Regions from separate parts of the Mus musculus genome. Here region 2 is linked to region 1. Evidence: chromatin loops called from intact Hi-C (ENCODE). Cell type or tissue: heart. All regions are shown on one strand. Links, peaks and the distances in the headings refer to the core of each region. The heading gives the core; the rest is flanking DNA.

What was found. A loop is a pair of places that touch in the nucleus more often than their neighbours do. Peaks named below come from ENCODE experiments on the same cell type or tissue, not always from the same donor. Only the 100,000 strongest peaks of a DNase experiment are listed, where the experiment ranks them.
Region 2: a loop joins it to region 1, with 2.4 times the contacts of the local background. A loop is called at or near these places in 6 of 42 quality-filtered maps.

Annotation. Positions count from the first base shown.
Region 1 is chr15:8,706,721-8,716,100 of GRCm38, reverse strand. Slc1a3 (solute carrier family 1 (glial high affinity glutamate transporter), member 3) reads left to right here and starts at 5,294. Exons shown (of 10, transcript NM_148938.3): 1 at 5,294-5,762; 2 at 7,262-7,539. The coding sequence starts at 7,359. Gm31340 (a long non-coding RNA gene) reads right to left here and starts at 5,075. Exons shown (of 5, transcript XR_383822.2): 1 at 5,029-5,075. In heart, for the core only: no CTCF peak of the experiment used is centred there; a DNase peak (open chromatin) is centred at 5,760; H3K4me3 peaks cover 2,658 bases; H3K27ac peaks cover 1,850 bases.
Region 2 is chr15:8,660,741-8,668,740 of GRCm38, reverse strand. The region is part of intron 3 of Slc1a3 (solute carrier family 1 (glial high affinity glutamate transporter), member 3); the gene reads left to right. Among named protein-coding and RNA genes, the nearest start is that of Slc1a3, 46 kb to the left of the region's middle. In heart, for the core only: a CTCF peak has its summit at 4,788; a DNase peak (open chromatin) is centred at 4,830; H3K4me3 peaks cover 753 bases; H3K27ac peaks cover 4,430 bases.

The sequences.
Region 1 (9,380 bases), core at 1,381-9,380:
AAGACATTGAATTGGAACAGGCTTATAGGTTCCGAGGTCTAGTCTATTATGATAATGGCAGGAAGCATGGTGGTGCACAGGAAGACATGGTGATGGAGAAGGAGCCAAGAGTTCTACATCTACACAGCAGGCAGCAGGAAGAAAGAGCCACTGGGCCTGGCTTGAGCATCTAAAACCTCAAAGCCCACCCCCCCCCCCCAGTGGCAAATTTTCTCCAACAAGGCCACACCTACTCTAACAAGGCCACACCTCCTAATAGTGCCACTCTCTCTGAACCTATGGGGCCATTTTCATGCAAAGCAACACAGATGATGTTAAGTGCATTTGTTGTTCCTTCTGAGGATCAGAGTTGGGTTCATAGCACCCACATCAGGTGCTTCCCAACTGCCTGTAACTCCAAGTCCAGGGGGTCTGATGCCCTCTGGCCTCCACAGTCCCCACAAGCACACAAAACAAAAGTAAAAAAAAAAGACTAACATAGCTAGGAAACCCTATTTTAAAAATTATTACCCAGCTCGAGGCCAACCTGGTCTATAGAGTAAGTTCCAGGACAGCCAGAGCTATACAGAGAAACCCTGTCTCAGGGGAAAAAAAAAATTACTACTACGGTTGGCATTTGCTGTTTCATGCTCTTTCCCTATAAACCAAGACTCCAGTGCTATAGAAATATGGCTTGTTTATGCAACTGAGGAAAATGCACTTTCATTTTTCTTTTCTTCCTTTTAAAAGATTTTTATTTATACAAGCACATTGTTGCTGTCTTCAGACACACCAGAAGAGGACATCGGATCCCATTACAGATGGTTGTGAGCCACCATGTGGTTGCTGGGAATTGAACTCAGGACCTCTGGAAGAGCAGTCGGTGCTCATACCCGCTGAGCCATGTCTCCAGCCTGAAAATGTACCTTCTAATACAAGTAATATTAATAGCAATGATGGAATCTGCACTACAGGCAGACCCCTTCTAGCTTTCATATCGGAGCTTTCTTAAAGTCCTGATTAAGTCCAATTCTTAGCTACTTTGTAATTTAAAAAAATTGTAATTTGTAACTTCTTTCTGCTTGAATATCTGTTTTAGGGATTTCTCCTCTTTTTCATTTTCTCCCTTATGTAAGGGTTCTCTGGATCCCTACCTTTGCTCTGACCTCTTCTGAAAGCCCATAAGAGGTCAAACCTTTAGACTCTGCCAGAGACACGTGCTGTAATAGAAAAGAGTGAGACAGGCAGGCCATTGGCCTGAAGAGAAAGCATTCCTAGGAAGGGGCTGTAACTCCTCATTACTGATGCCTTCAAAGCCATGGTGTTGTGAGCGTCCCACATTCCTCAGCAGAATGCCAGCTTTCATGAACATGAACCCTCTTTTGGTGGTGTTAGTTTTTTCAGCTTTCTAACTCAAGAGTTGCTCATTAAGAGTTGCTTTAGATCCTATGTGTCTTAGTTAGGGTTTTCCTTCTGTGAACAGACACCATGACCAAGGCAACTCTTATAAGGACAACATTTAAATGGGACTGGCTTTCAGGTTCAGAGGTTCTGTCCATTGCCATCAAGGTGGGAACATGGCAGCATCCAGGCAGGCATGGTGCAGGCAGACCTGAGAGGTCTACAGCTTCATCTGAAGGCTGCTAGCAGAATACTGACTCACAGGCAGCTAGAATGAGGGTCATATAACCCATACCCACAGTGACACAACTACTCTAAAAGGGCCACACCTTCTAATAGTGACACTCCTTGGGCTGAGCATATACAAACCATAACACTATCTAAAATCAAAATTACACCTGTGCTAATTTCTCATGGCTCCTACTACTTAAAAGCATAGTTCAAGTTCTTTTGAGAGAATGAAGTTGACACTGGGTCTTATTCTATGGCCTAGGCCAGCCTGGAACTCACTACATATCCAGTATGATGCTTTGGGACACTCTTGCCTCTTCCCCAGAAGGAATCTCCATCCTACCCACAATGTCACATGTTAAATTTGCCATGGGGCCCCATGACTGCACATCGAGCAGGAATCCACATAGCTCAGTTCCTCATCTTGCTCTCAATCTCATTAGCAAACTGGCTAATAGGGCTCCCTACAGAATCCCCATAACACTCTCTGGTCTGCTGCATAATGTTTATGGATGTGTGGTTATGAAAGAAACCAATGCTTGAATCACAGTGATTGCTTCGTGTTGGTTGACTGAACACATAAACCAACAAACACTATAAACCTATTAACCTCCACAGTTAACACAGTTGCACTTTTAAGTCCTCGTAGGATTTAAAAATCAAATCCAGTCAGTTAAAAACACAACAACCCTGGGGGTTCACTACAGATATTTCTGGGGTATGTATGTATGTATGTATGTATGTATGCATGTATGTATGTATGTATACAGCAAACTAAAAGACCATCTACGCTCATCCGTGCATCTTCCCCTGCTCTCTCTGTCTGGTCTACATTTACACACTGAGAGTAAGTCAGGTCCTTCCCATTTCCCTAGAGTTAGACTGTGGGCTCTCCAGTCTGACAGTTGTGTAGACGTCTTAGTACTTATGGTCATGGTCACTCCTGCTGCCCGACAGACAGGTAACGGGGTGCGGGTGGGACTCATTTATAGGTGGATTGCTTTGCTGCTTTACTGTCCTGTTTTTCCCAGGAGAAAGAATTTACCTAAACCACAGGTTGCCTTCACATGCTCAAAAGAAAAAAGTTGGCTGCTCTTCTCAAAAGGGAACAGCGTTTGCCACGAGTGTGTGTGTGTGTGTGTGTGTGTGTGTGTGTGTGTATGTATGTGTGTGTGTGCGCGTGTGTTTGTGTGTATGTGTGTGTGTGTATGTGTGTGTGTATGTGTGTGTGTTTGTGTGTGTGTGTGTGTGTGTGTGTGTATGTGTGTGTGTGTGTGTGTATGTGTGTGTGTGTGTGTGTGTGCGTGTGTGTGTTTGTGGGGTTTACTTTGCTTTCATCTGCAACTCCAGTGCAAAAGCTTCCAGAACTCCGTGCCCAGAATCTGAGTACTTGACATGTAATACAACTTTCGGTTCATAATGGTTTTGGTCTTTCATTTATTTGGTGCTTCTTTGAAGAGGGAGAGGCAGAGAAATCATTTCCAAGTTCAACGGTCCTGCTTCAAGTCCAAGTTCCTGCTTCTAAAGTACAGGGGGCAGTGGGGGAAGTACCCAGAACAAATCAGGTTGCCCCCCAGGGCATTACTGCTATAGTTTTGTTTTGTTTTCTTAAGTACATGCAGAAGAAGTAATTCCCAATACTGGGCCCAGACTCAAACCTTGCACTTCGTATGAGCTCTGAACTGAGACTCTTTGCATCTCAGTCCCCCCATTAGGTTTTATTGCAACCAACACAATTTCCAAGGGAGAATTACTTCCTTTCTCTATGAACACCAGACTCCTATGTTTTTTGCACAAATTGAAATAGTAAAATGGTAATAGCCAGAGTGTAGGGATTTCCAAAGGGGAAGGGGTGGAGGAAGGGAGAAAACCCAGACAGGCTCTCCTCTGTGCTAACCAGAATGGTTTGTCGGCCCCCCTTCCCCTCCTTCTTTTTTGCTGGGTTTGGAAAGTGAGCAAGGTAAAGCAGAAATGTTATTGATTTGAGTGTCACTGAGACTCCACTTAAAAGTGTCCTGTTTCTCTTTCCAGTACCCTTAAAGTGCAAATCATATACAGGGGGAAAAAAAAACCAAATCATAGTCGTGACAAAGGCATGGCTCAGGTTGAGATGAGGGTCTATGCACATCTGAGGTAGCAACAGGGAACAAGGAGCTTCGGTTTATCACAGGAAGTGGTAAACAAGGGATCTGATCTGATCTCTTAGATTATATCTGCCGGTCTTCAGAGTTGCTTAATGCTCGCTGTTTATCAGGCCCAAGACAGACTCTTGCCCTCAAAGAACTTATCATTGAGTTGAGAAGCCCCGACTTGACCTGATCTGGGAATCAAGGGCACAGGGCCAAGGCAGCACATAATTAAGTGTTAAGCAATCGAATGCAGATGCTAAGGGATCTGAGGGACAAGAGGAAAGAAAAGATCACGGAGGGCTGAGGCTGACAAGAGACCGAAGATTCTCATTAAATTGTTAAAGTAGTGTTATGGTAGGAAGTTGTTACAATTGCTGCTAATTTGACAGGTCAGGCACTCTTACAACCAACCATTACTTTCCAACTAGCAGCTGTTCCAAAGCACATACATGAACAATTAAGTCTGGCAGGGAACTTTTTTTTTTTTTTTTAAAACATAGCTCCCTGGATTTGCTAATGAGGAACAAAATGACATATTTTGGTGTTTGGATGACAGACACGAAAACTGAGCAGACTTTGCGTGGGGATCTTAGGGAACCAGCAAATAGAATGTGGGCTGTGATCTTGGGTGTGTTTTCATGTTTCTAGTGAGCCGTTTTCCTTCACCTCAACAAGTTCTTAAAACTGAGGAGAGAGGGGTAAGTCACTCTCAACAACTCCTTTTTTAACTTGCAGGTTGTATATTTGTGCAGTCCGTTTTCCTTTTAAGAAAAATGGCAAAAAGCTAGGTATGGTGGCACACACCTTTAGTCCTAGCACTTGCAAGGCAGGGACAGGCAGGTGGATCTTTGAGTTCAAGGCCAATTCGGTCTGCAGAGTTGGTTCCAGGACAGCCAGAGCTACACAGAGAAATCCTGTCTTGAAAACCCAAAACCCAACTAACCAGCCAACTATACACCACACACACACACACACACACACACACACACACACAGGAAGGAAGAGAGAGAAAGAGAGAGAGAGAGAGAGAGAGAGAGAGAGAGAGAGAGAGAGAGAGAGAGAGATGGAGGAAGAGAACAGAAAAGGAGAGAGAGAAAGAACAAGAAAACAAAAACCAAGAGAACTTTCTAACTCCTGAAAACGGGGATGGGGGCACTCAGCATTCTTTAAACGGAAGCAATTGAATAGCTTACCTTTGGAAGTCATGAGTGTGCATCTGCACTCTTGGTCTTAAAACAGAGTTTACTTTCTAGTTTGGCAGCGATCCTGATTTTTTTGTGTTTCTTACCTTTTTCTGTCCGCAGAGCAGGCAGCCAGAGCCCAATCAGATTCCTTATATTGGAGTTTTAAACTGTAAAACAGGGGCATGTCTCACCTTGTGTTTTGAGTAACTTTATACAAGTTGAGAGGGCGGCAGTAAGCATTCTCCTCTCTATACTTAATTGTATTCAGGATCCTTCCAAGAAATTTCAGTTATGTCCCCAATGCTAAAGGGGTGGGGTGCTACAACAGTTGTGTGAGCAGGCAAAAGAACACCCTCTGACGTCCCCTGAAGGGGAGGCAACCTGAAATGAGGTAATTAAACGTGGCCTTGGAGAAGTCTCCCAGACGTTCTAATCCGGACTTCCAGCGTCCATGTGTGTGAGCGCTTTAGTTTTCGATTCTCTCAGGTCCTGATTTTGCGTTTCTAATATAAGTGAACTAACAAGGCGTGAACGTGGTCTACGGAGCAAAACAAAGCCATAAAGCGTGCTTCTGTGGTGCCAAGATTAATCAATATTCCGGGGAGCTCGGGCTCCCCCCTCCTCCTGCTGTTTTCATTTTCCCACTCCCCCTTTCCCCAGTACAGGCTCCTCCTCTTTTCTTAAGTTGCCTGATAGTAAGTGGCGGTTTCAGAGCACATGCATGTTGTCAGGGCCAGCCTGCTCCGCCGCTCGCTAAGCTGTTACTCCGAGCTACCTGCTGGGGAATTCACCTCCACGTAGCCCGGGGTGTCTTCCTCCCATCCCAGAGTCAGAAAAGGTAAGCGCAGCCTTCTGTAGCCCGCGGGGCTCAGTTTTGCGTCCCACTTTTCTGTTTGCTGAGCGCCGGAGTAAAGCTAGCCATATTGGTAGGTAAGGTCCTGTTCGGACCGAGAGCAGCCGGCGTGTGCTAACTATGCAAGCCCAGTCCTCTCTGGGTTTGAAATTCAGTCGATCGAGGTTGGGGGTGGGGGAGTAGACGGACGTTCGAGATCTAGAATAAAAATCAAGATTGAACGGGTGTACTTTAAGGGGAACTGGCGGGTTAAGGACATCAGAATTATTAGTTTAAAAAAAATCTGGACTCTCCTCTCTTTATCCCCCCTCTTTAAACTTTTAATCTAGTGTAAAGTATTAAATACACTGCAGGTCTTACTATCAATGATCTCAACCTACAATTTTATTTAAAAGTCAAAACTCTTAAGTCTTTTTTTTTCCAACCTTGGATTTACCGAAAGCCTGCGAGTTGCAGCTACCTCCCCCACAGATGCACACGCTGGCTCCGACTCTGCCAGATACACACGTCCACAGGCGCTGCTGATCATCGCCAAAGTCTAGGGCTTAGGATTCATGTACAGCGGCAGGAGGAAGCCCTTGATTGCCAGCAAGGAAAATGGTTAGGCGTTTGTATTTAAATAACCTAAGAGCACTTTAAAGAAACCAGAAACCACACGCTGTAATGTTTGGAATGAAAGCTGGCTTCTCTCCTCCTCTATCCCCAAAATCCTAAATTTCAAAATACGGAGACAGCAGTGAAGGTCTCCTCCTCGCATGGCTTGCGGGTTTGCCCTGAACACAGATGGTGCTTCATGCTCCTACCTTCTAATGATATGAAAATGGATTGTGATTTTAGATCATTTATAGATGTGCCCAGGGCAATATGCTAACTTCACAGGAAAGGTTTCCCTGTAAAAGCCTCAATTGCATTTCTACTGTCACCTGGGCACTTGTGTTCTTTTTATGGCCGTATTTACAAGTTAATTGGCTCATGTTTCTTTCTTTGTGAAGTCAATAAATGAAACCAAAGACTCACACTACATATGCCAATGGCTACATGTCAGTATCTCAGTTAGCTCTTTTTTTTTTGACATAGTTATATATCTTTAACCGCATACAAGACATGAGTTCTCAAGTGGAATTTTTCTGTTTAGTTCAACCAGGCACTTAATGAGTGTGTGGGTTGTGCGAGGCACTTGGCTAGGCTCTGAGGACAGAGTGGAAATGTGGGTGCTTGGTCTCATCCAACCCTGAAGAACCCCTTACTCATTGAGGGGATAGAGCAAACTGGAAAAGGAACACAACTTTTTGCTCATCTATTCTAACTTTACGTTAATTTTGTACACATAGTCCAGTAAAATGCATACAATCTGGCCTGCTACCAAAGCTCTTCCGTCTTTTAATTCTCGTGCAATTAACTCACCGTCTGCCATCCTGTGAGCAGGTCCCGATTGCTCAGCCCAGGAGGCTATAACTTTTTTTTTCCTTTCTATTCCGCTCTAGTTGTCCTCTCTAACACCAAAGAGGAGAATTCACTTTCTGGGAACAAGTGCAAGACACTGACACGCAAGGACGTGATAAATTCCTAGAAAGATAAAATATGACCAAAAGCAACGGAGAAGAGCCTAGGATGGGGGGCAGGATGGAGAGATTGCAGCAAGGGGTCCGCAAGCGGACACTTCTGGCCAAGAAGAAAGTTCAGAGCCTCACCAAGGAAGATGTTAAGAGTTACCTGTTTCGGAATGCCTTCGTTCTGCTCACGGTCACTGCTGTCATTGTGGGTGAGTCGTTTGTCCTCAACCAACATTACAAAAGCTTGTATCCTGTTTCTTTGGGATGCATGAATGCCTGGGGGGTGTTATCAGATAGACTGACTGTAGGTATTCCAACTGATCGGTCAGGATCTCCTCTGCATTTGAAGAAGTTGGCTTTTCTTTCTGTTTTGTTTGTTTTGTTTTGTTTTTCCCCTCTCCAGAAACAAACAAACAAACAAAACCATTTGTTGGAAGCTGAACACATGGCAACCAAAAAGAATTGTTGGTAAGCCTCTTGCGCATCCATTGATTGTGTGCAGAAATGAGATAAACGCTCTCCGGTGCCTTTGGGGGATAAGAGAGTGATAATTGAATCACTAGGTAGGCTAGACTTGACCAAATGTTATCGTTATACAGTGTGCCACTGTGCAGGTTGGTGGTGGCGCACACCTTTAACCCCAGCACTTGGGAGGCAGAGGCAGGTGGATTTCTGAGTTTGAGGTCAGTCTGGTTTACGAAGTGAGTTCCAGGACAGCCAGGGCTACACAGAGAAACCCTGTATCAAAAAATAAAAACAAAAACAAAAAACAGTGTACCACTGCTACCTAAAACTGATTTATACAAGAGGCCCAAGATGAATCATGGGCCGTTGATAATAATTATATCCTTAGTACGATTTGAAACTGAGTATCGGTGCTTAAAAATGGAAGTCAAATCTGTCCTATGTTTGAATGCTCTCATGCAGTGACTTGGGAAGGTAAACTGGGAGATGGCAAACACAGGTCTCTTTCATTCATTGCCTCATGGAGCCTGCCATAGCTAGCTACATCATTTCTAAAATATTTCAGTCCCTTACTAATTTAGCATGTTTGATGGCAATCTATATTAATCAAACTTTTGTTTGCTTGGTTTACGGCTATTTGAAGTTTTAGTTTATTACTTAACAGGCAACACAGATCTTGCCTTAAAAATACAGATGAAAAAAAAAAAAACCTAAGTATTTGAAATTTTTGATCCAACCAGTGTAGACATCCTTAGGCTAGAAATATAGAAACTAATAATAAGTTCTAAAATAAAATTTCTACCAGCTTGCCTCCAAAAGACATTCATGTAAAAATTTAATCACTCTAAGATATCCATAAATTTTAAAGAATTAATGACTTCATAAAAAAATTAAGAAACTTGTATAACATATGATATAACTTTGTCAGAAACTTGACTTTATGGGTGACAAACAGAAACACATCAGGAGAGGAAAATGTGCCACACACTTTAGATTTATTCCATTTTAACAGCTCTGGCCCTTCTTAGTCATTGTTGATTAATGAGTTTCTGATTCATTGTAGAAAAAATGCAAAGGTGACATGTCCTGATTAAGCCAGAGAAAATAATCGCTTTCTTCAGTAGGTTCCCAGCTTTGAATGCATTCTAGGAAAAGGAGTTTTAACACTGTCTCTTTCTGAGTCACAGCTGTTGTCAAGCTTAGAGATAGTATAGTCATCACAGGGTTTACATAGACTACCTCTCCAAGGGTTTCATGTGCTCACACTTGTGATGGTGGATATGACAGTACAGACACCCTCATTTTATGGATGGAGCTGCTCACAAAGGGATTGAGTCTCTGTGCAGAAGAGAAACGACGTTAGTCTGATGCCAAACACTGGTCTCCTAACAGAAGAGCCATCTTACTCTTGCCCTGCTGATTACTGACTTGGATGAGAAATGCTAAGAAGGGAAATGTCCTGTGGTGTGGAGGCCAGCCAGCAAGGCATCACTACTGATGCAGCTCTTCAGCATCAGCACGCTACCATTGATTGACAGTGAAACTCAAGGGAAAGAGTGAGCTCGTTCTTCTACAATTAGGTCTC
Region 2 (8,000 bases), core at 1-8,000, 46 kb after region 1:
CTATACTGCATAGGAGTTTACAGAGGTGCTTTTGGGAAGAGAAGGTCTTAATTTTCCCAGGTCTGGTACTACACTACCAGTGTAGGAGAGGGAGGGAGGGACGGGGAGGGGGGTAGGGAGAGGGAGAGACCCTTAACTTAAGATATTATATCCTACTGCCAATTTATGCAGTTGAATTTTCTTCCTTCCATCCTCCCTTCTTCCCTCCCTCTCTTCCAACAGGCAGAAAGCTTTGTAGTGCTTTCCTGGAAAGATTCACTGACTCAATCTTTTAGTTAATATTGGTGGAATGTCCGCTTAAAGCTGTGGCATGCAATCCGCCCTAGGATACATGACTGTGTCAGCCTGCCGTGAGAACAGTAAGCATGACACGGAAGTTTTCTGTTTGCCAGTTAGTTCGCCTCTCTGACAGGCCTTTTTGGACGCGAAGAAATATTTTGGCATCGCAGCCCCAACTAGAGCGGGCACGCACACGCATGGGTGAACACGCTCTCCCCAGCACCACCACCGCCATTTGGTCTCCCTCAGTACCTAGGACTACGAGTCCTCAGAGTTTGGGAGCTACATTTACACTACAACATAGTAGCCAGCTCTCAGTAACTTTCAAGGGGAGAAAGGTCAGCGTTCCCTCTCCCAGAGCTGAGTACAATCGCTTAAAAATAGAACAACGCGTGATTAGCGTGTTCTTTTCTTCCCGCGCATCACTCACAGGTATACAGTTACAGACACAAAGCACCAGACTCACATCTTCTCTAGGCCTCCAGAGAGTTCCCATAGTTCCCCACAGAGCAAGAACTGGGCCTGAATGTTCAGTGAAAAAAGGAAGTAACCCGATATAGCTATGGGTCGGTAACATTGCTGTACCACGCATGGCTTCTTCCCAAGTCACCGTAGAATGGAAGCGCACAAAGCAAGGAGCTTTTTACCAGGAATAGCTCTTAGGAAAGTTACGCACACACCCTTTTCCAGACCCCAGAATAAAATTAATACCTCCAAGAGTTGACCCGAAGAAATTAATATGGCTGCTCTAAGCTGTAGCCTCTGCTGGAGAGCAGGGGCGCAGCTTTGAAAAGCTGTGTGAGAACGCAAGTTCAATCTCTTTGGCCTCTTTATTCATTTTCTAAGATGGCCTCCTCAAGTTTCCCCACACCTCTTGATCCTAACTGAGCATGCTTGCTCAGGAACGGATTCCCCCAACAAGCCCTTTTGTAAATATGTTTGCAGTGAGGGAGCAGGTTCCCCCAGCCGCACACTCCTCTGAGGCTGCTTTCTATTCTTTTATGCCCTTCCCCTAGAAGATGGCTCATACTAGATGTGAGCAGATGCTAGGTGTTGTGAGAGATGCTAGCACCCCCCCCTGTGTCCCCCCCCTCCCCCCAGCAACGCTGGGTTATTTTAGGTCTCATATTTAACATTTCAACAGCCTTTAGGATTTTCCTGTGTTCACTTGTTCATGTGTTTACAAACAAAAACAAATACATTTAGCTGCTATTTCTCTTCATATCAGTTTAACTTATTCATTGATTCTGACAAGACCACTGCTAAATCCTTGGCTCCCAGTCTGCCTGTAAGCATAGGTGAACTCATCTGACTTGGCACATTTAAGGGATTTAACACTCCTTCTCTTGAGGTGAGCTTTCCCAGCTGATCCCAGGAGTGTTGCCACAAAACTAACTTATACCTTTTTAGCTCCAAGTCCCCTTCTCTGGGTCCCCTCTGTTTTCCTGCCACAAGGAGAAGCCTTTCTCAACCTCACCCCCTGTGAAACAGATCTGGCAAGACCTCTGTACTCCTCAGAGTGCTCAAGCTTTGAAAGCACACACACTATGTTGCTTTCTGTCAATTGCCTCCACAGCTAGCAGCCAGTAAGTGGGGCCAATAGACAGAATACACGCATACATCCCAAATGAGCCAAGGAGGCTTAGCTACGAATATGGAAAATGATGATACCTTCTTCTTCATTCACTTAACCTCAGAACACTCAGAATCTGCTCTGGAGAGACTCTGGGGGCCCTTCAGGAGCGGCTGAGAAGCACACCCCCAAATTGTTCAGGTACATAGAAAACGCAGTGGTTTGTGCAGTGAGAAAGTCCTTATGCCTCAAAACAAGACTTAAGGCTCATCTGGCTGCCTATGATCTGATTTCACATTCATTGACACCCCATTGGTCTCTCTTCCACCTCCCAATTTAATTAAGATAGTTGGTGTTTATGCTTTTTTGAAAGATTACCCACAGCATCCCGGAGAAGATTTACAAAGTACCATAACTTCCCATGAATGGTTGACATGGCTCTCGGCGGCGTGACCTAACAGCATTTCCTTTACTTCCCTGTCAAACCTTTCATAGCTCTGGGCTTTCACTGAACATTACTGTAAATAGTTGGGACAGTGACAGCATGTACGTTCATGCTTCCTTCCTTTCCATCCTGTACTGCGTTGGCGCTCTGAGTCTTGCCCCGCAGCAACTGCCTAGCTGAGGCTATTCATTCACTCAATATCCAACTCCTCTGGCAAGATGCTGATGAGAGGAGGCAGGACACTGCTTAACCTTTGCCTCCAAGGTCTGGAGACAAGATGTTGACATCGGAAACGTTGAACTGAGGCCCAGTGAGAAGTCCAGAGAACATGCAGGCCACCGTGAGTGGCTTATTTTTGGTAATCCTTGCTTGAGTTTTTAAGAAGATAAACTTAGCGGCTACCAGACTAGTTCTATACTAGACTCAGCCATGACTGGTTGTGGAAGCCATTTTCACATTTAGAGCTCTTTTTGGGCACTGGGGCATGCCATAAATAGTTGCGTCAGCGACAGCGTGCGTGTTCATGCCTAGCTTAGGCTATTCATTCACTCAATATCCAACTCTCCTGGCAAGATGCCGAGTAATCAGAGTAGTGGTGTGAGCATTGGAAAGACTCCCTGCTTGGGGAGGTAGACTTGGTGGAGACCTAGACTTCAAGCCGCCTTTCTTTACCTGAGTCTGGGCTATTGTCAGTGAGAAGGAATACTCTTAGATTCTGTTTTAGCACCGTGAACACAAACTTCAAAACCCCTTTTGCCTTTCTTGGTGGAAAGTGTCAAGCACAAGACCTTTTCATACTGACATGTAGAGTCAGCCGAGAGAGCACTATTTATTTTAGCCGTGGCCCAGGTCCTCCTGGCATCCCCACTGGCCACTGCTGGAAAGTTTCAGAGATAGCAACTTGTGTGTTTCTCCAGGGTTTTCAGTCCTGCTCAATGCAGCGTGTGGATGCTGCTCCCTACACATTAGAGTTTTTTAAAAGAAAAAGAAAAAAAGGAAGAGAAAATGAAAGGGAAAGGGAATTTGTCAAGAAAGCACATGACTTTGAAAGATGGGGAGATTTACATTGTTGTTGTTGTTAATGTAACTAGTACATTAACCACATTAATATTCACTTTAGTAACTTTAAGAACAGCCTTAAGCTGACTTGTGCTAGCAAAGGACCATGAAGCTTTCATTCAGTCCTGGCCGTACCAGTAACAAATAGTGTCATTTTGTATACCAGTGAGCCTTTTGGGGTCATTGGAACCGTTTGCCAAACCAGGAGGGCCTCGACTCTAACTTAGCCCCAGTTTAAGATGGCTAATTTGGGCTTCCTGATGATAGACTTGGGTTCCAAGGGTGTTTGTGGATTCCCTGTGGGTTTATGTTCTCTGTAACTCAGTTGCACTTGCATTAAAACAAGGGCGAAATTAGGAATGTGACTGTACAGTACTGCTTGCTACAACTTGTTCTCAGCTCTGGGATCTATGCCCAGCACCAAAAATAAAATATAAAATAAAATGAAATATAAAATAAAATAACTTCAAGCTCAATGATTATGTGATGAGTTGCTCAAAGCTGAAGATACTGATGTTGAACCATGTGGTCATTGTCATTCAGACCACTCCAATCTCTACAGATCACTCAAATGTCCTCCTTAATCTGGTAAAACGATTTTTGTCACTATAGGTTTGTCCTGATTGATGGGTGGCATTACAGTTTAATCTGGCACAATTGCTAGCAGCTATTGAGTATAAATGATGTACCAGCTACTAAACTCGAATACTTGCTTAGCATATACGCTAAGATACTCTTACAGAAGTTATTTCCTAAAGTTATACTCTCCACCTTAACTCTTTTTTTTCCCCACAAAACATCTTGTAATAGCTTTTGTACCATGAGAATTGTTTCTATCTTTTAAAACACACTCCTTTACCACAGTGATTTTTGGTTGTGAGCTTCCTGATAAAATTTTGCTTTGGCTATTCTGAAGCATGTAAAATCTTCCCTAATATCTTTATCAGTGAGGCAGGGTTGGATACAGACAGTGATGTGATCAGATGCAGTGGCCCATCCCTTTAATCCCTTCAGCTCAGGAGGTGGACACAGAAAGACTGAGGCACGTGTAGAGCCAGCCTCGGCTACATAATGAGCTCAGGACAGTCAGGGCTACATAATGAGACCCTATCCCTAACAAATAAAGAAATAAGCAATATCAAAGAAGCAGCGATCTAGATTTTAACACAACTGGACATTTATATCTCGAGTATTTAAAGTTTCATGTTAACCTGGAGCCATCCCTTGTAAAAATGCCCTGTGCGTACTTTCCCCAGGAAAAAAAAAAAACCCATCCTGTTCCTTATTTCATCAACAACTTGAAGACATGGGAAGCACTTGCTGGTGTCTCAGATGCCACAGGCCCCCTCCCCCATAGGCTTTCACAGCACTGCCTGCACTCACAATGAAATCTGCTTCAATAGGCTGCAATGCTGGATGGAGACCAACAGGACCAAGTGCAGCAGGCGAGGGATGTTCGCTTCTACTTTTAGATTCAAAAGGCAGTTGCGCAATTACAGGATGGGAGCCACTGAGCTTGGCCGCAGCTCCTGGGACTAAAAGCTTTAATACGAACCAACAGTAGGAAGTGATGGCTAAAAAGGGATGAATATAGCTGTGTGCTTCCTCAGTAGAAATATTAATAGTTCACTCTGCCTCTGCGGTGGTCACACTGAGTCGGGAGTAACACGCCGGATTCCAAGCGCATTCAGTGGGGACTTTGACAATGCAGAGTAGCTATTAAGAGGGTGTTGAATCCAGTCCAAGATACGTTTATGGGGGCTCCTGTTTCCGAGCCGGCAGCATGCTAACTAGTGCAGGCAATATTGCTGGGAAGAATCGTTGCTGGTCTCTAACCTCAAGGACTTGGGAATAGAATGGGAGAGAGCCAGACAGGTAGGCGCATGACCGTAAAACAAAGCAAACTAGGAAAGCAAGCAGTACAAAGAATGTGCTGTGGGAATATGGGGCTGGGGTGGCTGTAGGGTTTGTACAGGAAATGAGGAAGCCTTGGAAGCAAAGATGCAGAGACAGGAAAACTCAAAGGCATAGCCGGGGAATACTGAGCAGTCCAGGCTGTCTGTTCAGGGTAAGCCCAAGTGGGGAAATGACCTGTGAAAAACTTAGGACAGAGCGTGAGGACACGGACTGCAGATGGGAAAGGCATGGCAGTCAATGAGCCTTGGGAAGTAGTGACACGCAGCAACCCTTAGAGAAGGGTATTTAGTCAAGAGGACAGATGGCCACATTCGCCTGGTGGGCGTGGGTCAGACTTCCTCTAGCTGCTTCCAGAGCGAAAGTGCGCCTCAGAGGGTTTCAGGTGTTCTTAAGCAATGCTTGGATGTTGTTTTGTTTTTAATCAAAACTGCCCAGGCGATGTAGTGTTTCAGAGCTGGGGAGTTGGTAGCCGCCACAGACAAGACAAGCCTTTCACCTGAGATGCTTCATGAGGAAGTAAAGCATGAATAATCAAAAAGATTCTTCCAACAGTGACCACCACCCTAGAAAGAGAAAGATGTTATTGATACAACTTTGCCACTTCAACTCATTTTATTATTGTAGTGGGCCAGCCACAGCCCCGACTCATTCATTTAAAGTCCATGTTTGCCTCTTGTTTCTTTTACCTTGCTTGTAAGCCCCATATTCTTTCTTTACCACAGTACCCCCCAGTGCACTTCTGGTAGCTACCTCAACATCCACCCTTACTCCTACATTCTGAGCTAAGTTAATTTTTTTCTACCGACCAGCCCCGTACATTATCACTGTCAAGTCAACTAAATGTCACTTCTATGTTTTTTTTTCTTTCTAGATATCTGGTTTATTGGTAGTTAATAAATGGAGCTTATTGAGGCATGTTTGAAGCAGCCTGTGTTACATAGTGAGTTCAGGGCAGCTAGGGTTACATAGTGATCTTGGATCATTCCTAGTATCCCTGGTAATGAATATAGTTTAATGTCAAGAACTGTCCAATTTTCTTCTCTGGAAGTTTTTTTTTAGAAATCCTAACCACCCCTTGAGAAGCCTTTGAAACAGGAAAGCGGTGGGCAGACGGGGGGTGGGGGTCTGCAAGCAGCAACCACAGAAGCAGCTCCCTTCTGGAGAAGGCATGAAGTTGTGAAAGTGTTGGCCTCTGCTGGAAGAACTTATCAGGAGATGCCAATCCATTGTTATCCTTGTGCCTAGGTCAAACCCACGGCTTTTCCTGTTACCAGGGGGAAAACGGTCACACTACACCAAAGACAGAGATGGGAAAGGCTGACTGGCTCCAGACTCGAGGGCTGTTTTACATCGTGACTGATATTGCTTTATTGTTTGGCTAAGGTAGCTGGGGGAACATAATCTCTGAGCCCCTGGGTGTATAGATTAGATATGAACAATCAATGAGCTTTTAAATGCTGAGAAAGCTAATCAGAACCAAAAGGGAGTTGTGTTGGCCACAGCCAAGAAGCAGCACCAAGATAAGGCACTCACTGAACTTCCCTCCTCTACGTTCTTTGTTCCTCTGCCTTTTAGTTTCACCGTCTGTCTTTTCTCTTTTCTCTCTTTCCATCTCTTTTCTCCACACACTCTTTTTTCTCCCCTCCCCAGCCCTAGTTCCATCCCCAAAGCCTGAATTTGGCACATTCCAGCTGATCGGAAGGGGAAGTTGAATTTAGCTTTTAAATGTATTCTTTTAAAGAGTAAATGAGATTCATATTTAATTTAGGAGATGCTAAGGTTCACACCCAGAACAAGAGGGTGCAAACACATCAAAGTGGACTTGGCCTCCAGGTTCTCCCAGCATCCTTCAGTCCCTACTTGTTACAGCAAGGGCCTCGGGTTTTCCATAGTAATCCATCAGCAGCCATGACTGCAACATCTGGAGTTCATCATAGCTGTGGGTCAGGTGTGCAGAGAGCAGTTCCCCAGGACCCATGTGTAGGAGGGGAGGCACCTTTGAGATAGGTTTGAGGATGCTTTGCCTGAAGTCACCAAGGCTGTGGCTCTGGTACTGATGCTGGGCATGCTCACAGTGGTCCCACCCAGGCATTGGCTGCTCACAATGCCGGTGCTCCCTGGAGGGATGACTCCTGAAGATCTGGCTTTTCTAGCCACCAAATTTGATCCTAGAGTCCTCCTCTTCAGCTGCTTCTTTCCCCCACCTTATCTAAACGTCTGTCTCTCACCACTTACTCAGTAAGTGTCCTCTCATCCAGGTTTTGGAATCCGATGAACGAAAAAGGGAAGGACATATATCTGCTCCTAGGTATGGTGGAGGAGGAAGTTTATCATAGATATGTGGGACAGCATAGCCAGAGTGGACATGCCCCTGAACCATGTGGGGAGATTGGAAAGGGAAAGGAGAGAGGGGAATCAAATACAGCAACCAGGATGCCAAAGGTACAAAAAAGGACAGGCAACCAAATGGTCTGGATTATATAGGGAAGAGCCTTTAGGTGAAAGGCAGAAGAGTGGGGTATGCTAGCCACACCCTGGATCAGGTAGGGACTGAGGGATGCTGGGAGAACCTAGAGACCAGCTCCACCTGGTCTGGATTTTAAACTTAACTGGAAATAGATGAGCCAGGTTTATTCTGATTGGTTTTTTGTTTTTTTCTTAATGCATCTTTTAAAAATTCCTAATTTCACACTTGGGCTATGAACTTGAACGTCAGGCCCGTTTCGA